Linked DNA regions of Homo sapiens: regions 1 and 3 are each linked to region 2. A link is a loop called in an ENCODE intact Hi-C map of the cell type or tissue named here. Cell type or tissue: PC-9. All regions are shown on one strand.

The links. Peaks named below come from ENCODE experiments on the same cell type or tissue, not always from the same donor. Only the 100,000 strongest peaks of a DNase experiment are listed, where the experiment ranks them.
Region 1: it touches region 2 in a loop (13-fold over the local background); 3 of 110 quality-filtered maps call a loop at or near these places.
Region 3: a loop joins it to region 2, with 4 times the contacts of the local background. A loop is called at or near these places in 6 of 110 quality-filtered maps.

Annotation. Positions count from the first base shown.
Region 1 is chr2:30,359,056-30,367,055 of GRCh38, forward strand. No RefSeq gene overlaps it. Among named protein-coding and RNA genes, the nearest start is that of LINC01936, 16 kb to the left of the region's middle. In PC-9, no CTCF peak of the experiment used is centred here; DNase peaks (open chromatin) are centred at 3,186, 3,586 and 4,566; H3K27ac peaks cover 2,021 bases.
Region 2 is chr2:30,271,062-30,279,061 of GRCh38, forward strand. No RefSeq gene overlaps it. Among named protein-coding and RNA genes, the nearest start is that of LBH, 44 kb to the left of the region's middle. In PC-9, no CTCF peak of the experiment used is centred here; DNase peaks (open chromatin) are centred at 1,900, 2,300, 2,610 and 3,850; H3K4me3 peaks cover 1,414 bases; H3K27ac peaks cover 3,077 bases.
Region 3 is chr2:30,204,492-30,212,491 of GRCh38, forward strand. It overlaps the pseudogene H3P5. Among named protein-coding and RNA genes, the nearest start is that of SNORA10B, 21 kb to the left of the region's middle. RefSeq lists a silencer at 4,117-4,341. In PC-9, CTCF peaks have their summits at 4,071 (motif pointing right) and 4,273; a DNase peak (open chromatin) is centred at 4,080.

The sequences.
Region 1 (8,000 bases), 88 kb after region 2:
AGTGAACATATGCCCCAGGAGCCAGAAGCCAGCCATCTGCCTGAGTCAGCCCTGGCCCCAATATGTGTGAATATGAGTCTAGTGCTTAGTGATACACACTTCCACACAACATGGTCCCTAAATGTAAGACAATCACTCCATTGCATGTGCACCCAAAATCACAGCATCTGTTCCCAAGCTGATGGAAACGCCAATTTGTCAGAGTCTTCAACATGGTACCTTCTGAAGGAAGAGTCAAGGGTGAGTCTGATCATACGTGATCTTTCCTTGTTTGCTGAATTTAGAGAGTAACTCTGCTTAAAATGTTACTCCCTATATGTGTAGGTTGCAGACACCCCTGGATTCTTTGGGGGCAGTTCCCCAGGTCCTGCTACATTTGCTGTTGACATTCCCTTATTTTCTTTCCATCCAGCTCCAGACCCTTGTCCCCAGGTTTTGACCCCACCCAGACCTTTGCCTGGGACGGAAAGCTGCTTCATTTCAGGAGACACCTGAAGTACCTGGGTTGGTTCAGAGACTACCAGAAGTTTTTGGACTTCTTCTAGTCCTTTAATGGCCAAAAGGACTCAAGGGCCTGGCATGTAATGGAAAAGGCATCACCTCTCTCATGGAACGCAGCTGGAAGGACCAACCCCTTCATAGTTACAGGAATCTGAGCTATGAAGACACTAGCCAGGCAACAAGGCCCTGGGCTCAGACACAGATGAAGTTTCTCTGGAAGAGAAATCTGGCCTGTTACAGACCTGGGAAGTGCCAAGGCTTAGCTCCTGAGAAGGATTGCTGGTGCTGACAGCTGGGAGTCAGGACTCCAGGGCCACTTGTATGGAAGCTGGTGCCCGTGGTGCAGGAGGATGGGGGCTCTGGATTCTGCACCACCCCCCATAGACTGGCCCCTCAGAGGGCTCCTGTGGTGTCAGAGCCCTCTCACAAGCGCCTGCCGTGGTTATCAGCTGAAGCTGAGTGCTTGTGGAGTGTGGACAGAGGGCAGAGGGAGAGAAGCAGCCATGGGCTTCCTGCCAGGAAGCTCAGCAGCTCCGAGGAGACTGGAGAGTCATGGGACACAGTGCGTCCTCCCCAGAACAGCCTCCAGCCTGCCAGTTCAGAGCACACGCTTGGAGGCAGGAAGGCTGAGGTCCAACCCCATTCCTGCTATGGGCCAGCTGAGAGCTGTGGACAAGTCATTCGGCTTCTCTGAGCCGCAGTCTTCTCACCTGTAAAGCGGGGGTAATAATACCCTCCTCACAAGGTTGTTGCAAGGCTTTGTGGGGAAAAATACAAAGTGCACAGAGTTGTTCAGTAAGGCGTGGGCCTGCGGGGAAAGGCGGGGCCATGAGCTGGCCAGGGGAGGAAAGGACAGATGGGGACTCCAGATAATGAAAGCATCTTTGCATCCTCAATGATATAATCTGGGTTTGTTGTTGTTGTTGTTGTTTGAGACAGAGTCTCGCTCTGTCCCCCAGGCTGGAGTGCAGTGGTGCAATTTCAGCTCACTGCAACCTGTACTTCCCGGGTTCAAGTGATTCTCCTGCCTCAGCTTCCTGAGTAGCTGGGATTACAGGTGCCCGCCACCATGCCTGGCTAATTTTTCTGTTTTTAATAGAGACAGGGTTTCGCCATGTTGGCCAGGATGGCCTCGAGCTCCTGACCTCAGCTGATCCACCCTCCTCAGCCTCCCAAAGTGCTGCGATTACAGGCATGAGCCACCGCGCCCGGCCCATCTGGAGTTTTTTTGTTTGTTTGTTCCTCATAAAGGCTACGAGGAGAGGAAGGGGCCTAGAACACAGGATGGTGGAAGAGGGGCTCATGGGTGGAGGGGAGGAGAGCAGATGAGCAGGGACCCTCCCCCTTCCTCGGCAACCATGGGGTTTGCCACACATATATTTTTGATGTCCCATGTATCAGGTGGAGATGTCAACTTCTATGAACTGAAATAAACTGTTTCCCTATGTGTAAAATGAAGGGCACTTCAAGTCTGTCCAAGTACAACCAGGTGTCTCTAGATACCCCGAGCCTGAGAAATCACCCGTGTAGATGCACACAGGCATACACTCACACATATGCACAATCACATACACTCACATTTTGTTACCTGGGTTCAAATTAGACTAGCTGATAGTTGAGGATAGCCATGGGTTCCAAGCTTAGGCACATCTTTGCTGTGGCTGTTAGGCCTCACCCAGGTTGAGAGAAGGACTAAGACCCAGGTCTACTTGCTTGTCTGGTCTCTCTATATTATCCTAGTAGCAAGTTAGAGAATTGCGCCAGGGAGAATGCAGCAGAAAAGAGGAGGATATGGAATCATCCTAGGGCAAGCCAGGAGGCAGGGGTACAAGGGCCTTAGCTTTCCTGTACCCCCAGATACAGCCCAGAGTGAATAAAAAGCTGAACTCAGCCCAGGAAGGTCCTGGAAGACCTGCCAGTGCCTGAGTCACACAGTGATGCCTGGGCTGAAACCAGGGGGAGTCAGGGAGTAACATTTACAGGGTCTTCTCCCCATGGCTCTCTCAACCCAGGACCAAGCATGGTGGCTTCCTGAGAGTAGCAACACTGAATCATTGAGTTATTTATTCATTCACCCCACAACCACTTCTGATACAGACCTACACCCTGCTTTGGGGGAGCTCAAAGCTTATTTCCTGCTCCACACCCCCCACCCCCAATGCTTCCTGCGCCACTGACTTCCCAACAGGATAAAGGAAGCCTTCTCCTGGAATCTGAGTGTAATGTGGGCTGGATTCAGGTTAGCCAAATCCAGGGGAAGGCAGGGTTTGAAGCCTCTGGGTTTGGCATGTCCTGGCAAGCAGCGGAGTAAAGAAGATTCTCCTTTACCCTGTGCCCCGGTGCCTCATCTCCACTCTGTGCCTTCTCAAGCTGGTGGCAGGCTGAACCAAATGCCCCCACGTTGGTAAGTGTCACCCACACCCCCTAGCCACCATACCACAGGTCAGCTCCTGACAAACGTGCAGGTGTTAACCAACAGACACGCCACGAGGACACAGAGGGAGGCGACAGATTCTGGCCTGGGGATTCGAGGAAAGCTTCACAAAGGAGGAAGAGATGAACCAGGCCTGAGAGCTGGTTAGAATGTTGACAGAAGACTGAGGGAACATTGTCAGCAAAAGCTCAGAAGCAAGAACAAATGAAGGGGGAAGACAGGTCGCTATGTACCTCAAGTGACTCACCAACTCGGAACAAAACACTTCCCTTTACACGGTTGAAGGGACATGAGCTTTGGAATCCAAAAGATCTGGCCACTTACTAAACATGTGGCCTTAAGTAAATCACTTAACCCCTCTCTACTTCAATTTTCTTATCTGTGAAGTGAAAATATTTCTACCAATTGTACCCATCTCACAGGGCTGTCTGAACCGCAAATATATCATCACAAAAGCAACTAGCTAGTGGTTGCTTAGCATGTGGGAGACACTCGGGAAGTACTGGGTGTCTCCTTCTCTTCCTTCCTTCCTTCTTTGGGCCTCCATTTCCTCTTCCTTGAAATGACAGGAAGCTACTCTGCCCCCACCCCAATGCCATTTTGCTCTGGAGACCAGTGGATGACTGAGACATTCCAAATTCCTCAGATGCAAACAGCAGAAAGAAAAACAGACTGTGGACTAAGTTGGTATCAAATGTACACGTGATTTTCCCAAGACAAGGTGCCTTTAGGCTCTGTGCAAGAGTGAAGCTTCAGTGGAGAGCCAGGGATAGAGCTGAAGCTAACAGGGAGAGGAGAGAAGGGAGAGAAGAGAGGGCTAAGTTTTTTTTCATTTGCAGAGCTCACAGCTCAGCCAAATAACATCTTTAAATACTATTGACATGACAAAGCCAAAGTTCTTGGCTTAGGCTGCGATTTTTTCTGTTCTTTTTTTAAATCCAGATTTGAAGAATGTACCTTCTTTAGAACTATGTCTGCCAGTCCAGTCATTTCTGCCCATGACGGTCCAGCTCAGAGCTGAATCAGGTTTGCCAAGGTCAAGGAACAAGTTCCCTGGCTCCAGCAATGCACACTTAGGGAAAAGAAATTGGGTGCTACAGAAAGCCAGGCATGGACGATTCCTCCTCATGGAAAATGAGCCTCCTCAATGTCGCTTTCTGTCACTCTCTTAAACTCCTATTCCCCTTCACACTCTTGCGTATGTATACTTGCATGTGTGCACGTGTGTGTATGTGTTTACAGGTACAGCGCGTGCCTGGCTGCTGTGTGTCTGCTGTAGGTCTTGCTTTCTTAATAGGGTAGGATTTCCACATCCTTCTGCAGCTAGGACTGCAAGAATAAAGTGCAATGGAGAAAGTAGGTAATTATTCCTTTTCTTCGGGTTTTAAACTACTTCCACCTAAAATAAGGTAATTGAGGTTGGAGTGGGTGGTCCATCCTGCTCGAACTACCCATATGATTACTTCACTTTTCCCATTCACTTTGCGTGCATAAGACATGGCATCCATATCATCCAGGTCAAAGAACATATACATTAAGTAAGCCACATAAATAGAGATAGAGGTCACCAGCCCAGTCTCTCCACAGGTGGCACATTGAGTCATGTAACCAACAAGTATTTTTTTCAATCAGCAAATATTTATGGTGCCAGACACTGTGCTAGATGTTGGGGACACAATGATGACTAAAGCGAACATAGCCCTTGCCCAGATGGAGCATATATTTTAGTAAGGAAAAAAGAAAAAAATAAGTAAATGAACAAGTGCAATGGTTAGAAATTATAATGAAGATCAGAATGAGTCACAATTTTTCTATGCTTATTGTACGTAATTTTTGGTAATAGCCCACAAAAATAATTTACACCTGTGAGTGAAGTTTGATCATCTGCAATTGTCCCCTCTCCCAGCTACCTGGTTCCTTGTCTAATTGCTGCCACAAGCCCTTTCTCAGGTCAAGGGCTGTCCTCAAGACTTTATTAAATAAACAGGTGTAAGGTGGGTGCAGCGGCTCACACCTGTAATCCCAGCACTTTGGGAGGTCAAGGCGGGTGGGTCGCTCCAGGTCAGGACTTCAAGAGCAGCCTGGCCAACATGGTGAAATGTCATCTTTACTAAAAATACAAAAAAAAAAAAAAATTAGCCAGGCATGGTGGCACATGCCTGTAGTCCCAGCTACTCGGGAGGCTGAGGCAGGAGAATCGCTTGAACCCAGGAGGCGGAGGTTGCAGTGAGCTAGATCAGGTGTGCAGGGAAAACCATCGACTCCAGCAGGAGAAGCCCCGAGCCTATGACGTCTAATAGCTGAGTGACCCCGAGCAAGTCATTTTTCTCATCTGTGAAATTAGCATCCTACCTACCCTACCAAACCAGAGGGTCCCCGTGGGAACCAAGGAAAACCAAAGCAGAAATTCTCTGAAAAAACTAACACTCCAAATGAAGGAGGTGCTGTTGATAAAGTTTCTCCAGAAAGAAGTCTAGCAAGTCTGAGAGGGAAGAGGACATCCTCCCCAAATGAATGGGAGAGGAGAAGAGGAGGAGAAGTGGGAAGAGAGGAGCAGGAGGAAATGGGGAGGAAAGAGGAGGGGAAAAGAGGGGAGGGGCAGGAAAGGGAGGGAAGCGGGAGGAGAGGAGAGTAGTAGTAGGGGGAAGAGAAGAGGGGAGGAGAGGGCAGGGGAGAGGAAGAGAGGAGAAGGAAAAGCTGGAATGGTAAACTTTTCCTGACTTGGCAGCCAAGATGAGAGAATGAAACGGTGCAGGAAGAGGTATCCTGTTGGAGAAGCTACATAGTGCTCTATAATAAGCGCTGTTCACTGCCTCCAGAGGTTGTACAGGTGGAAAATACCAGTGAGTTCCAAAGAGGTTTAGCTAATTCCCACTGGACCAGGCCAGCCAGGTGGAGACAGCTGGCCCAGGGGATCCTACCTGGCCTTTCTGTGGCACTGGAGGTTGTCACACTTGGCAAAGATGGCTTTTTGAAGAGGTAAAAGAAGGAAAGAGTTGGCAACTAGGCAGGTATTTTGACCACCAAGGACTTTTCAAACTGGACAAATCTTTGAGTGACTTTTCTTTTCATTTAAATAATTACAGCAACAGCAACAGCCACTATAATTTAAGCGCTTGCTGCATGCCAAACATTGTGGTTAGGGTTTCACTGCCTTTGTTATATTTAACCCCCACAGCAGCCCTATGAGATAGCGTCATCCTCCGTACACATAAGGAAACCGAGGCACTGAGAAGTTAAGGAACTCCCTAATCTGTGGGGAGCTGGGGTTTTATACGTCCACCTCTAAAGCTCATCTTTCTACCACAATGTTAAAGACAGACCAGTAGAGGGAAGACAACAATCTCCCCTTTGTTCTCAATCCCAGATTGGGCTGGCCTGGGAAATGCCACAGGTGATTCTTTTTAAAGGAAGGAGCCAGAACCACACAACTTCTGAGAGTCAAAGAGATTGATCTAGCTTGTACGTGCGTCCCCGCCCAATGTCATGGTGAACTGTGATCCCCAGTATCGGAGGTGGGGCCTGGTGGAAGGTGGTTGGATCATGGGGCGGGGTTTCTCATGAACGGTTTCGCACCATCCCCTTGCTGCTGTCCTCGCACCAGAGTGAGTTCTCTAGAGATGGGGCTGTTTAAAAGTGTACAGTGCCTCCCTCTCTCTCTCTTGCTCCTGCTCTGGCCATGTGATGTGCCGACTCCCCCTTTGCCTGCCACCATGATTGTAAGCTTCTGGAAGCCAAGCCGATGCCAGCACCATGCTTCCTGTAAAGCTTGCAGAACCATGAACCGATTAAACCTCTTTTCTTTATAAATAACCCAGTCTCAGGTATTCTTTTATAACAATATGAAAACAGCCTAACACAGAGACTATTGACCAACCTCTTTCTTTGGATGAAAAACGCAAAGTCTCTATAAAGGCTCAAAGCCACATAACTGAGTAGTGATGGCATCAAAGCAAAGAAAAAAGGAAGAATAAATGGATTAATGTTTTTTCAAACTGTGGGTGCTACCCAGCAGTGGGTCATTGAATTCACTTAGTGGATCATAACAAGGAGTTTACAAAAAAAAAAAAAAAGAAAGAAATAGAATAGAAAAGAGAGTGCATTGCACATCGTTCTAGCCAGTCATGGTTGATGGCACTTCTCAGTGTGTGTGCTTCTATGTGTGGACAAAGTAGGAACGGAAAATGACCATGGGCCATACATAGTCAAAAACCTCTGAACACCACTAGACTGAGGAGTAAGCATAGCGGAGGAAGAGGCCGTGGGATGGACAGGAAGTTTGAGCAAAATCCAAGATTTGCTCCTGCACTGCTAGCAAAACAGCTCTGAAATAACCACAGGGCCTATTTTTAGTGCTGCTGAAATTACCTTTCCTTTGATCTCCGGTATTGACCAGAATGGCTCCTCAACAACACACGCAGCTCCTTGGGGCTGACAGAGGCCCAGGAAAGCCGTCACGCAGGAAGGAGGCCAGGGCGGGCTTTTCTATAAACCCCACGGCTGTTTCCCTTTACTGACTTCCTTAGCCTGTCGGGGGATTAGAGCAGGATCCTCTGAAACAGGGAACAGCATCCTTCACAACAGGATGTAGCAGGGACCACACACTGCTCTGAGTCAGGCCGCCAGTGCTGAGCAAGGGCTGGTGGCCTCTGAGCCCCACTTAGTCACTGGCAGACAACCTAACCCTGCCAGGAGCAGGAGGAGACATAGCTGAGGGCCCAAAGGGGTCATGGAGGAAGACCCTGGGAACAGGCCCTCTACAGCCTCAGGGTCCCAGTTCCTGCACCTGGGGCCCACCCAGCACACGAATCTTGAGTGGGAAATAGAGGGTGTCTCAAGGATTCTGCTCATGTAAGAAGGCATGCTTGGGCTAGTGTGCATATGTGCATGTGTGTGTGTGTGTGTGTGACAGAGAGAGACAGAGAGAGAGTGTGGCGAGAGTAAGTAGGTGCAGAAGAAACTAGAACCATCAACGAACATATGAGAAAACACCAGGAACCTTGTGCCTGGACCACAGTAGGGGTTGGTAGGGTCCCTGCTGCAAGCAGAAGTGCAAACCTCCATC
Region 2 (8,000 bases):
TTTGCAATGATTTATTTTTCAGTTTGTCTTTTAAACGTACAGTTTCCACATCACCCGAATAATTATAGATTTACCCACCCTTACCAGAAAGGGTATGATGATGTATCATGTGCCTTCTACATGCAAAATGTTGTCATCAACTGCTTTGAGGAGTTACAGCCCCTGTTCAATGATGAGAAACAGTAGCTCAGGGCCCCTGGTGTTAGTGGCAGTTCTTGCTGCAAGGCTCCAAGGCTCTTCTAAGGTACCTGCTCCTCTTCACCTGACTCTCTCTTTAAATTTGTGATTATTAAGCTTGTGAATCTGATTCACATTTTAGTTTGGAGGTCCAAACTTCACCTAGTTTTTAATATACACTGAAAAAGATCCTCCCATTTTTCTAATCTCTACCTCAGATCTCTTTTTCATTTCTGCTTTCCCTAATTCCTTGCCCCGCCCAGTCCAATCTTCACCAAGACTTCCTTCCCCAAAGCCCTTCTATCTCTCACCACTGTTACTTTCCCACCCTCGGCTGGCCTCATCGCCATACACCCAGACTGTGTCAGGGGCTCTCACTAAGTGGATTCGAGAGAGCAGTGCAGCTAGGACACCCTTAAACAGCCCCTACGGAACCACCCCAGTCCTGGCTTACTTCTTTGTCCTTTATCCAATGCCAGCAGTGAGATTTGGACTATAGGATCCTGTCCTGGGAGTCCCCACAGTAGTCTTTGGGTTGCTATTGCCGAATGCCACCACAGAGAATTTCCCCGCAGAGTGAAGGCTGTGCTCTGGCATCGCTGCAATGGTTAGTTTTGTGCATCAACTCGACCGGGCTAAGGAATGCCCAGGTGGTTGATAAAATACTATTTCTGGGTGTGTTTGCAAGGGTATTTCTGGAAGAGATCAGCATTTGGATTGGTGAATTGGTGGACTGATGCCTTCCCCAATGGAGATCACATCATCCTATCCACTGAGGGCCCAAACGGAACAAAAAGGTGGAAGAAGGATTAATTCTCTCTCTCTGCCTGAGCTGGGACATCAGGCTTCCCCAACCCTCGGATACTGGTACTCCTGGTTCTCAGGCTTTCAGACTCACACCTGGACTCTACACCTTCAGCCTCCTGGGTTTTAGGCCTTCAGGCTTGAGCTGAAATACACCGCTGAATTACGCCTGTTTCCCTAGCTTGTAGATGGCAGACTGTGGGACTTTTGGGCTTCCATAACCACATGAGCCAATTTTTATAGTAATCTGCTCGTGTATGTGTGTGTGTGTGTGTGTGTATAAAATTGCCTAATTTGTTCTGTTTCTCTGGAGAACTCGAATACAATTGTGATGTCAATCTAAAGAGCTGCACTCCTGTCCCCTCACCTAGAGGAGGACAGAGACATCAATAACACACAGCTCCCAAGCCGGTTTTGCCCATCGTCATTCCCTTGCAGGTCTGTTAACCAGCACCAAGGTGATGGGTAGAGCAGGTTCTCTGTGGCAGCCTGCATCACTGCAGCTGGTGCCGAGGAACTACCCGTGGCTCTACCACATTGGCACAGCCAGGCATACAAGATCGCTGTCCTTACAGGGCCAGTAGGGCCAGCGAGGTCAGCTCTCTGATGAGAGGCAGCCTTGTGTGGTAGTGAGAGAACAGATTTTGGAAATAGACAGATCTGGGTTGAAATCTCAATTCCCCCACCACCCACTATCTGACCATGTGACTTAATTCTTTGTGCTTCAGTTTCCTCATCTGTAAATGGGGAGGAGGCAATAACTCATTAGGAGAATTATTGCAAAGATCAGGTATGAGTATGTATTCAAGTTTACCCCTTCTCTGCTATTTTGAGCATGACATGAAATGACGCTTGTGGAAAGCATTCATTAGCACAGCACCTGGACCAGTATGTGGTGAGAAGGTGCTCACCAGATATTGCCTTCTCTCCCTTTCTTGATGACCATCTTTCTGATGCCAAACAAATCACTTCTCTGCCCTAACCTTCATCCTAGGTAACAAAGGACTGTTGGGTAAGGCAAAGGGTCAAGCCAGAGCTCACAGGTTTCCAGTTCTCCCTATGGCCACCCTTCCCAGACAGCCCCCTCTGACCTTTTGCATCCTGCACCTTTGCTAGAATTCCTGGGATCAAGAAACCTCCAACCTCAGGCTTGGAGCAGTTAACCCAGGTGTTGGGGGTGAGGGAGAGAAAAATGTTGAAATGTGAACTGGTTCACGATGACCCCAGCTCACAAGCTGCATGGATAATCACTGTTTATCAACTCACTGGAAAAAATGACTACAATTACATTTCACACATCAACAAAAGGAAAAAATAAAGCCCCATTGGAATGTCTGAGTCATTCTTCAGAGCCTTTAAATTACCCATTCATTATGACCCTTCTCCTCATCACGTACCCTCCCTTGCAGGGACCGGCGAGCTGCCATCTGCCTGTTGCTTGCCAGCCTGGCCAAAAGACTCTGCAGATCAACCAAGACTCTGTTTGGGGGCTTACAGTAGACCACAAGGAGCTATTAAAGGGATCAGCAAGGCCTGGAGGGTCTCTTCTAGGAGCAATTGTTTCAGACTCTTTTCTGAATTGTTGACTTGGGTGTGTCATTTACACACACATACCAAAATCTGGCTGAGTGAGGAGGAGTCATGGTCAACAAGGAGATTTTGCTGTCACTTGGGGCCAGCATTTTTGCACAGATGTGAAACAACAGCTTCATGGTCATAGTTTGTTCAAAAATGAATCACTTCATTTAGGAGAAGAGGTAGGAGGGTTCAGCGGTAACCCCCGACCCCTGCCCCACGGAAACACTGCACCTTGTCTGCCACCAGATGTGTGTGGTTCATTATCTGGTTTGGCCAATCTATATGTCCCCTGAAAACTAGGAATGATCACATCTTAAATTCACAGGAACAGTGGTTTTAAAGCAGTTTGGGGGTCTCAAAGATTCCCTTTGAGAATCTGATGGAAACTATGGATTTTCTCTCTGCAAATACCAACATAGGCTTACAAATTCCAGGGAGTCCATAGGCTCCCATGAGAGGCAGGGCATCCCCAAAACTCAGCTAGCACTAGACAGACTTTTTTTTTTTTTTTTTTTTTGAGACGGAGTCTCGCTCTCTTGCCCAGGCTGGAGGGCAATGGCGCGATCTCTGCTCACTGCAAGCTCTGCCTCCCTGGTTCACGCCATTCTCCTGCATCAGCCTCCCGAGTAGCTGGGACTACAGGCGTGCGCCACCTCACCCGGCTAATTTTTTGTATTTTTAGTAGAGGCGGGGTTTCACCATGTTAGCCAGGATGGTCTCGATCTCCTGACCTTGTGATCCGCCTGCCTTGGCCTCCCAAAGTGCTGGGATTACAGGCGTCAGCCACCGCACCCGGCCTGACAGACTTGTTACTGAAGAAACCCTGGAGTGAATTTGTTTATAAAGGGCCCTTTGGTCCCGGGGGTCCCCCCACCCCATCACCTCTTCTGTGGTTTTTTAAGACTTCATCTTTGAAAGTAGGATTTGCTCAGTGGAAAAAGAAGTAGCTCAGACACTGAGACCTACAGGTCCCTGTCCCAGGTCAAAATGAAGCTCCCCTTTCAGTTTATTCAGAGATCAGAACATTCTTTCCAAACCAGGAAATTGGATCAGGCCAACGTCAGTACAAAGTGCACTGTCAGGGCCTGGTGGGTAACTTGGCCTCTCGTGGGTCACTCCTTATGCTACCAATACCAGGACTATCTTAGATGTCTCGGCCAAAACCATAATCTCTGGCCCCCAAAGAGAATGCTGTCAGACAGCAAGGAATGACAGGTTTCCAGGAAGTGTACGCCCTGTGCCACCCAGAGCTTCAAGAATCTTGGCTATCGTCCATTCATCAACTTGGTCATCAAATCTGCAGGCCATAGTGGGTGGTGAGCAACAAGTCTGGGCTGGAGAAGGCTGTGTTTACATAGCAGTTTTATGCCTGCCAATCTGTCTGTGAACTTTGGAAGACTTATTCACCACAGCAATATGGTAATTGTCAATGGGGACAATAAAGATTTCTTACGTCTGTGTGCCTTTTTACCCTATATAAAGCGCTTATGCCGATAAGGCATTCTCTTTTTTTATTGTGGAAAATATACATACAATTTACCATTTTAACTATTTTTAAGTGTAAAATTTGGTGACATTAAGTACATTCACAACTTGTGCAACTGTCACCCCTATCCATTTTCAGAACTTTTGCATCATTCCAAACAGAAGCTCAATTACTTTCTGTTTCTCTGAATTTGCCTAACATAGGTAACTCACATATGTGAAATCATACAATATTTGGACTTTCGAGTACGGTTCATTTCATTTAGTGTAATGTGTTTGGGCTTATTCATGTTGTGGCATGTATCAGAATTTCATTCTTCCCTATGGCTGAATAATATTCCATTGTATGTAGAGATTACATTGTGTTTGTCTATTCGTCTGTCAATGGACATTTGGGTCATTTCCACCTTTTGGCTGTGGTGAATAGTGCTGCTGTGCACATTGGTGTCTGGTATCTGTCTGAGTTTCTACTTTTTATTCTTTTCAGTAGATATCTATGAGTGGAATTGCTGGATCTTGTGGTAATTTTATTATATTTTCTTTTTTTTTGTTTTTTGAGACAGAGTCTCGCTCTGTTGCCCAGGCTGGAGTGCAGTGGTGCGATCTTGGCTCACTGCAAGCTCTGCCTCCCGGGTTCACACCATTCTCCAGCCTCAGCCTCCCAAGTAGCTAGGACTACAGGTGCCCGCCACCATGCCCGGCTAATTTTTTGTATTTTTAGTAGAGATGGGGTTTCACCGTGTTAGCCAGGATGGTCTCAATCTCCTGACCTCATGATCCACCCGCCTCGGCCTCCCAAAGTGCTGGGATTATAGGCATGAGCCACCGTGCCTGGCCCAATTTTATTATATTTTCTTATTTATATGGTGATAAACAACTCCTACTTTATTATAACCATTTTAAACATAAAGAATTTGAAGCTCAGAAAAGTGCAGGAAATGAATTCCCTCAATGAAGTTTGCTAACTTAGAGATTCCTGTGCCCAGGGTTGGGACTAGGGTGAGGCAAGTGAAACACCTAGTGTGGAAACAACAGGAGGACTCCCTCTCAGGTTTGGGTGACCCCTTGCCATGGTGAATTTGTCTACCAGCTGCAGTAGCAGTGCCAGGACCCATGATAGTTTTAGAGCCTATGAAAATGTTTTAAGGTATTTTATAATCAGAAAAAAGAAATCAAATCCAGCTTGAATTATTTGTCTCTATATCAATGCAGTTCTAAAATATAATTTTGTGTGTGTATGTATAGGTATTTTTTAGATAGAGGAAGGAATCTACAAAGGCAAAAGTGCCTAGGGCCCCCAAAAGTCATAATGGTTTCTGCCCTGAAAATGAGCATCCTATGAAGAATGAGGTACCCAGGGCACATGATTTAAAGAGGCTTTCATTTTTAGGTTCCTGCAAGTACTGAGCCTGCACTGTCATGATCCCCAGAGTGAATGCCTCCTTAAATGCTATGAGCCAGGTGCCTGGCTTGCCTTACCCTAGGCCCAGCCCCACCTGCCTCCTTATCAGGCTGGACTGCTACTCCTGGCACACTGGGCAAAATCATCTTGGGCCACAGATTCCTCCCTTGGCAGCATGCTTTGCATGTCTAAGGCAAGGAGGCTAGGGGAAGTTCAGTTTAGTCATAAAAAAAGCTAGGTGTTTGCCCACTGGGGCGCCCAGGAGAGGCCTCAGTGAACCCCTCCCCAATCAGCCTGCAGTAGTAACACTTACACCACTCACGCCGTCTCATCGAGTTTGCCACATCTGTAGTTGTTCTTATTTTACTAGAAAGTCCTATTTGTAGTCATTCCCAAAGCATTAGCTAATTCTGCAACCCATCAGGATCAGATGAGGAAAGATTTCCTTTCTAAAGGTCTTCCTCTGGATTCAGAATCTTTCTTATATTTTCATCCCTTCAGAGCACCCTGCTCACCACCTCCTCTTGCTTCTCTGCACCCACAGACTTCACGGGGTGCAGTCCTTTCATATTCACTCCTGCAAGGAGATGGCATTTGGAGAGACAAGATATACTTTACTTACTAAATAATTCATTCAGCAAATCTTCATAGAGTACCTACTAAATGCTCAGGCGCTGGGATACAGACGTGCACAGAACAATCCAAAATCCCTGCCTTTGTGGAGCTTACATTCTAGGAGGGATTACATTGCTTACATTGCTGTCACTTGGGGCCAGCATTTTTGCACAGATGTGAAATAACAGCTTCATGGTCATAGTTTGTTCAAAAATGAGCAAATAATAAAAATGTTAGAGCAATAATAAAAAATAAAGAAGTAAGTGACAAAATTTATAATGGGCCTGATAGGGATAGGTAATGGAGAAATAAAGCAGAGGATAGGGGATGCTGGGTGGGGCTGGGAAGTGCAATTTTGGATCAGGTGGTCAGAGGAGGTCCCATGGAGAAGATTGCATTTTAGTAAAGACCTGAAGGGTGTGAGAGAATAAGCCCTGTGGATGTCTGGGACATGCATTCCACGTGCCTGGCCAGGGCACATCACTGCTGTGTTCCTGTGGGTTGATTCCTCTTACAGCACCAAACAGTCTCACAGAGTGAAGTTTCTACCCACCTCATGCCTTAAAAATCACACATGACTCCAAAGAGTCTATGGGATGAAACTCAAATCTCTCCATTTGGCACACATGGTTCTTCACAACCTGACCACAACCTCAGCCCACTCTCCACACAGGATGGCAGGCAGCCTGAGACAGCCCCTGGTGATTCCCACCACTTGGTATTCATGTCCTTGTATAATCCCCTCCTCTGGAGAGTCACTGTGCCTGGTGATTTGCTTCTGCCATGTAAGTAAGGCGAAAACCATGGGATATCAATTCTGAGATTAGATTGAAAAGAAATCATGGCTTCCGTCTTGCACACCCTCCCTCACCCTTCTTTGCTCTGAGAAAAGCCAGCTCCCATGTTGTGAGCTGCTCTATAGAGAGGCCAATGAGGCAAGGAACCCAAGGGGACCTCAGGTCAAAAGTTGGAGAGGAGCTGAGGCCTCAGCCCAATAGCCTGTGGGAAACTTAATCCTAGCAATAACAACATGGGTGAGCTTAGAAGTGGACCTTCCCCTGGTTGAGCCTTCAGATGGGACCCCAGCCCTGGCTGGCACTCTGACTGCACTCTGACCTTGTGATAGACTTTGAAGCAAAGGCACCCAGCTAAGCTGTGCCCAAATTCCTGACCCAAAACTGAGATAATAAACATTTGTAATTTTAACAAGTTTTGGGATAACCTACTATACAGCAATAAATAATTAATACAATACAACCTCACTAAGTGCCAGAAAACCACTCCAGAGTTTAGCACCACTCTAAATTCTTGACCAGCATTTCCTCCAGGGCTGTCATCCAGCCTCACATTCTATTGTGCTTCTCTGGCCACCCAACTCTTCATCTCTCCCCAACAAATATAGTAGATCACACCAACTCTCTTCAAATTTCCAGCCCTCTGACTACCCACCCTTAGAGACTCCTCCCCAGCACTCTCCCCTCAATCCCAGGAGATGACATCACCAAGAATATGAAAGTTATCAGATGAGAAGTCTCTTAACCTCTCAGCTCGAAAGAGACAAAGTTATCCATGTTTGGATGCAACCACTCATGTCTCCCTCCTGTTGCAGTAGAGGACTAGTCCTTCAAGCTGATCCCAGTTCCTCCTCCAGCAACTGGATCCCATCCCATCTCTTTACATTGTCAAGGATCCCTCCTTTCTTCTGTATCTTCAACCCCTTCCTCTCCTTTCCAACAATCTTTCAAGTTACTCAGTTCTCTCCCATCTTAACAAACATTTCCTTGATCCCAGAATCCCCTCCTGCAACTGCCACCCACTCTGACTTCCTCTGTAACCAACCTCTTGCTGTGTCCTCTGCATTTCCTCCCTTTGCAGCCACTCCAGTCTGGCTTTTGCCCTAATCACTCCACCTGTCTCCAAAATCATCAATGTCCTAGAG
Region 3 (8,000 bases), 67 kb before region 2:
TCCACCCCTTTTGCTTCTGTTGCCTCTTCTGGGAGCCCTGACGGGAAAACCCAGTGAGGTTGAGGATACAGGGGTTTGTGGGAGACCTCCGTCTCTGGAACGAATCCCCCACTCCTCCATCATGCCCACCACACTGGCTGCTTGATTTCTCTGCCACACTCTAGCTTTTCTCTCTGAAAAACAACTTGCCAGTAACACAGCAAGAAGGCTCAGGGCTCTGAACTATTGTGTGCATCCCAGGTGGACTCAGTCCCCAGATGGAAGAAGGACAAGTCTCCATCTCAGAGACAGGGAGTGGGAAGGTAACTGGAATTTTACCTGTGCAAAGTGCCCTACATCCAGGTGATATTTCATCCTGCTCTGTTCCTTCGTAAAGGTCTCCAGCGAGCAGAAGGGTTCCATGAGCCTTACTCCTCTGGTCCCAGGCCTTGCCAGGCACATGTTGCTTTTCCCTGGGAGTAGGGCTGGGCACTCCTGCCTCCCCATGCCCATCAGCCATGGGGTTCCCTTTAAAGGCTCTGGATTGAGCACAGTCACCTCTAATGGGACCATGGAGGACCAGCCCAGCAACCTAGAGCTGCTTCCCAGGCTGCCTGGGAATCATTTCATTTTCTATTTGCAGAATCACAGATGTTGACTTTTGATCTCTTCCTCTCTCCCTTGGGGGCCTCAAATCAGTGATGACAGCTATTTCATTTCTTTTTAATTTTTTTTCTTTTCCCTATAAAGAGAAAAGGTCAGAAAGGGCTCAGAAAGGTTTTGAAAATATTGGAAGAGCTACATACTGGCTACTGGAATGCAAAAGAAAAGCTCTAGCCCTCTCTATGGAAAGCTCATGGCAATGACCAGGCAGAGGCTGGGGTGGGCACTCTTTAAGGCAGTAATGTTAACCTTTAGTGTGTCTGTAAATCATTCAGGAGTCTTGTTATTAATACAATGCAAATTCAGATTCAATAGGTCTAATGCACTCCCAGGCAAGGTCCATGCTGCCAGCCCAGAACCATGCTTAGAGGAACAGGTGCTGAGTTTCTTCCTCACCTCCACCTTGCCCCAGTCCTGAATCCTGCAATCTGTAAATGCTCCCTGCTATCTTCATGCAGTTGAGTCTTAACAGGCAAGAAGCCAGCCAAGCGAGAATCTCTCAGCAGACACTTTAATCAAATTAAAACCCACATTTAGATTTTTATCACTTTTGATCATTTAAACAGAAGAACTTTCAGATATATATAGATTTCCAAAGAAGGGATCACAAGAGGACACTCAGGTGAGGGGTGGGGAGTTGGTGGCAGTGTTGGGGGGGCTTTCTTCTCTCACCCCATTCTATCCCCTTTGACTTATTCATTTCTTTTAAATAGCATTTGGCTCAACTATTATGATCTTATGCTGAACCTTTTGCCATCCCATGAATGGGCAAGCCTCTGTATACCCAGTGAAAATTACCTTTTTCTTTCCATAGGTCCCAGTTGCTTTTTTTTTTTTTTTTTTGAGTCAGAGTTTCATTCTGTCACCCAGGCTATAGTGTAGTAATGTTATCTTGGCTCACTGCAACCTCCTGGATTCAAGTGATTCTCCTGCCTCAACCTCCTAAGGAGCTGGGACTACAGGCGTGTGCCACCATGTCAGGCTAATTTTTGTATTTTTTAGTAGAGATGGGGTTTTGCCACATTGGCCAGGTTCGTCTCGAACTCCTGACCTCAAGTGATCCACCCTCCTCAGCCTCCCAAAATGCTGGGATTACAGATGTAAGCCACCACACCCGGCCTCCCACCTCCCAGTTACTTTTATAAAAATTTTTCTATGTGTTTTGCTCATGTGAACACAACTTAAAATGCATTCTATGATAACTCAAACATAATAAGATGGATAAATATTGTGTATTAGAAAGCAATGTCCATTTTCTAAAATGATTCACTGCATCATGCCATAAGCGATGAGCCCTTTCTGGGTCTTTAACCATCAAAAAGTGACTCTCAGGGATTCAGACCTAATTGGCCTGAGGAGGGACTCAGGCACTAATATTTTTTAAAAGCTCTGAAAATGATTCTAATGTACACTCAGGTTTCAATACCACTAGACTAAATGATGTCAAATTGCTAACTTGAAACCATTCCGATGCCTCGCTATACATTTAAATTCCACACGCATTTTTGAGTGCTTGTCATATACCAGGCACTATGTGGGCTCCTGAGATATGAGCAGATCAGCCGCAGCTTCTGCCTTCAGGGTATGCACAGTCTAGCAGGGGAGATTTTAAAAAGCAGAATTAATTCTATCTAGAGGCCCCACAAATAGTGAAACAGGGAAATGTTGCCTCTATAAATACAAATAAAAGGAGAGGAGGGAGTGGGGGAACCTGCCCATATCTCCCCCATCATTGCTCTTCCTCTCACTTCCTCCAGAGGGTACAGAACGTGGATTAAACAGGAACACAATGAGTGCAGGGCAGAACCTCAGCTCTCAGATTTGAGCTCTGGAGAGAATGGGCAGGGCCGTGAGCAGCTGAGAGATGGAGCCTTCCAGGCTGGGCGATTTCTTAATGTAGGAATGCAAAACCTGGCCCTCAAGTGGCAAAGGCTAAATTGTGAAATGATTTTCAGCAGCTCCTCCACCAAAAGTGTCAGGTAGCTAAAGTCAGCCTCCTCCTCCCTGTCTGCATGCACTCCAGCTGCCTGCTTTTTGTGCTCTTCCTGCCAGATGCCCTCAGCTGGTCCCTTCACTTATATATTTATTTATTTATTTATTTATTTATTTATTTATTTATTTATTTACTTATTTGAAACAAGGTTTTGCTCTGTCACCCAGGCTGCAGTGCAGTGGTGTGATCTTGGCTCACTGCAACCTCTGGCTCCCGGGTTGAAGCAATTCTCCTGCCTCAGCCTCCCAAGAGGCTGGGATTACAGGCACCTGCTATCACACCCGGCTAATTTTTGTATTTTTAGTAGAGATGGGGTTTCGCCACGTGGGCCAGGCCGGTCTTGAACTCCTGACCTCAAGCAACCTGCCCGCCTCGGCCTCCCAAAGTGCTGGGATTACAGGTGTGAGCCACTACGCTGGTCCCTTCACTAAATCTTTATGCCAGCCTGGCTTACTTGCCCCCCAATTACCTTGCAGGTGTCAATCAGCTGGGCGGGACTTCATACTGAGCATGAGTGGCCAAGAGGGTGTGCAAGAACACCTGCATGGTAAGGTAGGAGACTGTTTCTCCCAGAGAAACTCCAGTGTTGGGGAATTCATGAATGAGATATTTTAATAAATGCAAAATCATGCAGTCCCCAGTCCAAATGAATCCACGGATGAGTAAAGCCAGTGAATTTTGGCAGAAAATAGCATATGACCCAAACCTGCCCCTTCACCTCAATTCTGGGGCTCAGCAGGTGTTGTCAAGTGGAGTTCTCTCCTACTAGGGAGAGGGAGCTTGCTCCCAGGCACAGCTGACCAATGAGGGAATGGGCTGCTTTTTGAGATAATGAATTTCCCACCAGAGGCCTTTTGTAAGGTTTTGGGGCAGGAGTATTTAAGCAATGGAAAGGGTGTTGGCTACTTTTAATGTGCCTTATAAGGAACCTCTTAAAACCACTTTGTGACTGCCTTTAAGTACCTTTCAATTCTACAGTTCTTTGAAATATGTGAACTGAATTCAGGTCTCCTATAAGCAGAGGAATAATGACAGTGGCAACGCTGCAAAGCCATGAATATCAATGAATATTAACTGGGAATTTCCTCAGTCGCAGCTCTGTGACACTCTCAAATACACCCTATCCCTCAAAAATGTGTAGAATTATATTATACGTACTTTACAAATAAGGAAATATGCATAAAGAAGCTGAAAGATTTGCCCAATATCCCACAAAAGACACGTGCTTCAAGTCCAGGTTTCTTGATTTGTAGTCTGATGTTTATAGTATAATATCATAATTTTTATTTTGTTCAGATACAGTAAGAGCTGAAAAAAATCCTTAGAATATGTATCTTCAGGAAAGAAAATGATCTCAAAGAAGAAACAGATTTGGTGGAATTTGATGGCTGGATTAGCTGTCAGGGTAATGCTCATGAGTGGCCAGCAGGGAGCAGAAGCCTGCCATTCTAGCCGCTTACATCCTTTCCAAGCCCGTAGAGGTCTGGAAGTTAGTGCAGGAAAACCATTGAGAGCAAAGCCTAAGAAAGCAGAAGGGAGCCAGTGAGGACTGCTGCAAAGGCTCCTTTCAGGCAGGATGTATCAACAGCAGGGTGCATCTGAAGAAGAGGCTTCCCCCAGGAGGATGCCTCCAGGACCCAGAGGCAGCAAGAAAACTCTGGAACATGCACAAGATTGGAATATCAGCAATCCAAGACTCCAGGAGTCAATCTGCTATTTTCCAGCCCATGACCCTTTCTCTGCATCTGTTTCCCTTCTCAATTTACAGTACATTGCCATTGTCAAGCTGTGCAAAGGCCTTCTCTTGTTTTATTTCATTTTCCTATCATTTCCAGTTTGTGTTCCCATTCCCCCACATATTGTTCTCTTTTTCCCGTTGGTTTGCAAGAGCTCTCTGTATAATCTAGGTGTACATCTCTTGTTGTTTGCAAATATATTCTCCCCAACTGTCACTCAGCTATCTGTAAATTTCACTAAAGAGAAATATGGCTTGTGTTTTCCCACCCTGAGTTCACAAAGATATTCCACATTTCCATCTGGAGTTTAGAATATGATATAAAGTTGACTATGATATAATAAAGTTGAGATACAGCTTTATTTTTCTCCATAGAGTGAGCTAGTTAGAGCCCACCACCAGTCCCCAAGTTCATGTTTTTCTTACTGTTTTGGGGTGCTACCTCTATCATAAGTCAAGTTTTCATATTGAAAAATGGGTTTTATATTTTTGAGCTCTTTAGTTTGTTCTGTATGATTTGCTTGTTTCTGTACCAATACCACATCCTTTACTACCATGGCTTTGTGGTAAGGTCACCTGTCTCTCTCCTCTCCTCTCCTCTCCTCTCCTCTCCTCTCCTCTCCTCTCTTCTCCTCTCTTCTCCTCTCCTCTCCGCTCTGCCCCGCCCTGTCCCTCTTCTCTCCTCTCCTCTCCTCTCTTCTCCTCTCCTCTCTTCTTCTTCCTCTCTCTCTCTTTCTATTAAAAATGGCTTAGTTATTTCTGGATCTTATTTATTTTTGAGACGAAGTCTCACTCTGTCAGGCTAGAGTGCGGTGGCACAGTCACAGCTCACTGCAGCCTCGATCTCCCACGCTCAAGCAATCCTCCTACTTCAGCCTCCTGAGTAGCTGGGACTACAAGCATGTGCCACTATGCCTGGCTAATTTTTAAAATTTTTTTGTAGAGACAGGGTCTCAGTATGTTTCCCAGGCTGGTCTCAAACTCCTGGGCTCAAACAATCCTGCCTTGGCCTCCAAAGTACTGGGATTACAGGTGTGAGCCACTGTACCTGGCCTACTCTGATTCTTAGCATAACCCTGAAATATCCATCTACCTTTATGGTCCTTCTTTATTTTTCTAGTTTTATTGCTTTGGCCAAACCTCTAGGACTATCCCGGAGGGGTGCTTTCAGGCCTGCCACTGTGGCAATGCACAAACTTGGACATTTTCAGAAGTTCACTGAGCTTCAGATTCGCAAACTCTCCTTCCAGAGTCTGGTGCGAGAAACTGCTCAGAACTTCAAAACAGATCGTGCTTCCAGAACACAGCTATTGGTGTTTTGCGGGAAGTGAGGCCTATCTGCTTGGCCTTTTTGAAGACACCAACCTGTGTGCTAGTGGTGCCAAACATGTAACAATTATGCCAAAATATATCCAGCCCGCACTCCAGATATATGGAGGGCATGCTTAAGAATCTGTTATGATGGGGAACATTTCATTCTCAAAAAAAAAAAAAATCTTCTTTCTGTTATTGGTAGTTCTGACCATTAGATTTTCCCCCCCAAGGGATCAAAAGGTACCTAAATATATGATTGCATGTGGAAAAATAGGACAGAAACATCAGGTATTGGCAATTGTCTTAGTCCATGTTGGGCTGCTATAAAGGAATGCCTGGGGCCGGGTAATTTATAAAGAAAAAAGGTTTAATTGGCTCACTATTCTGATGGCTGGAAAGTTCAAGACGGGGCATCTGGTGAGGGCGTCCTGCGGCTTCCGTGTATGGTGGAAGGCAAGGGGAGCCAGCATGTGCAGAGATGACAAGGTGAGAGGAAACAAGAGTTTGTGGGGACCTGGATCTAACAACCAGCTCCGCAGAAACTAATAAGGTGAGAAGTCACTCATCCCCACCGCACCCCCATGCCCAGGGAGGGGATTAATCTATACATGAGGCATCTGCCCCCAGGATCCAAACACCTCCCACTAAGCGCCACCTCCTAACATGGCCACACTGGAAATTAAATTTAAACATGGCCAGGCGTGGTGGCTCACGCCTGTAATCCCAGCACTTTGGGAGGCCGAGGTGGGCGGATCACGAGGTCAGGAGATCGAGACCATCCTGGCTAACATGGTGAAACTCCGTCTCTACTAAAAATACAAAAAATTAGCCGGGCGTGGTGGCAGGCACCTATAGTCCCAGCTGCTTGGGAGGCTGAGGCAGGAAAATGGCGTGAACCGGGGAGGCAGAGGTTGCAGTGAGCCAAGATCGTGCCACTGCACTCCAGCCTGGGCGACAGAGCGAGACTCCGTGTCAAAAAAAAAAAAAAATTCAGCATATCATCAGGTGGGGACAAACAAGCCATATCCAAACCACAGCAGCAGCTTTTCCATTTTCATGTGAATTTTTAATATAAATGTGGGCACATAAAGCATTCAAGAAAGAATGTTTCAGTGAATACGTTTTAGCAGTTCACCTTTATAACAATTATAAATAAACCTGTTAAATTTTTCTGGACAATGTCAGCACTTGAATATTTTTTATAACAAATAAATGTCTTATTGACTAAATGGTATTTGCAGCATTTTTACCATACAGTAGATTCCACGCACTCACTATACTTTTCTGAGCCCTACATGCAAGTACTTTTTTTTTTTTTTTTTTTTGAGACAGAGTTTTGCTGTTGTTGCCCAGGCTGGAGTGCAATGGCGTGATCTGCAACTTCTAACTCCCGGGTTCAAGTGATTCTCCTGCCTCAGCCTCACGAGTAGCTGGGATTACAGGCGTGAGCCTCGCACTCAGCCACAGATACATATTTTTAATGTTGTCTGTCTTCTGTGCAATTCCTGTATGTTTGTTATTAAAATACATTAGGCTATAAATAAATAAATACACTATTGGATACCATCAACATATTTTATTCTGAATTTTCAAATATGAAATAGCCTTATAGTTTTGTGTGTGTGTGTTTCTGCCATCCTCCTCTGACTTTGTAATAAAGATTAGAGCAGTCTTATAGCAAAGGAGGAACTCATTTCTATTTGCTGGGGTAATTTATGTATGTCAAGAGATTATCTATCTTTTTTTTTTTTTTTTTTTTTTTTTTTTTTCTGAGAAGAGTCTCACTCTGTCACCCAGGCTGGAGTGCAACGACATAATCTCAGCTCGTTGCAACCTCCGCCTGCGGGGTTCAAGTGATTCTCCTGCCTCAGCCTCCTGAGTAGCTGGGATTACAGGCATGGGCCACTACACCCGGCTAATTTTTGTATTTTTAGTAGAGACAGGGTTTCACTATGTTGGCCAGGCTGGTCTTGAACTCCTGATCTTGTGATCCACCCACCTTGGCCTTCCAAAGTGCTGGGATTACAGGTGTGAGCTACCACACCCAGCCCTATCTCATCCTTAAAAGTGGGTAGAGCTTATCTGTAAAACCATCTGAGCCTAGGGCTTTTCAGAAAGGTTTTTGATTATATTGTAATTCTTAATTGAATACTTGACAAAACAGTTTGTTATTTATTCTGTTCCAGTCTTGGAATTTTGTATTTTTTCAGAATTGTATCAATTTTAGTAGGCCTCCAAATTATAATTCTTCATAATAGTATTAGTCTCAAACTTTTCATAGCCTGTGGCTTTCAGCATTTAATGCATGGTTTTATC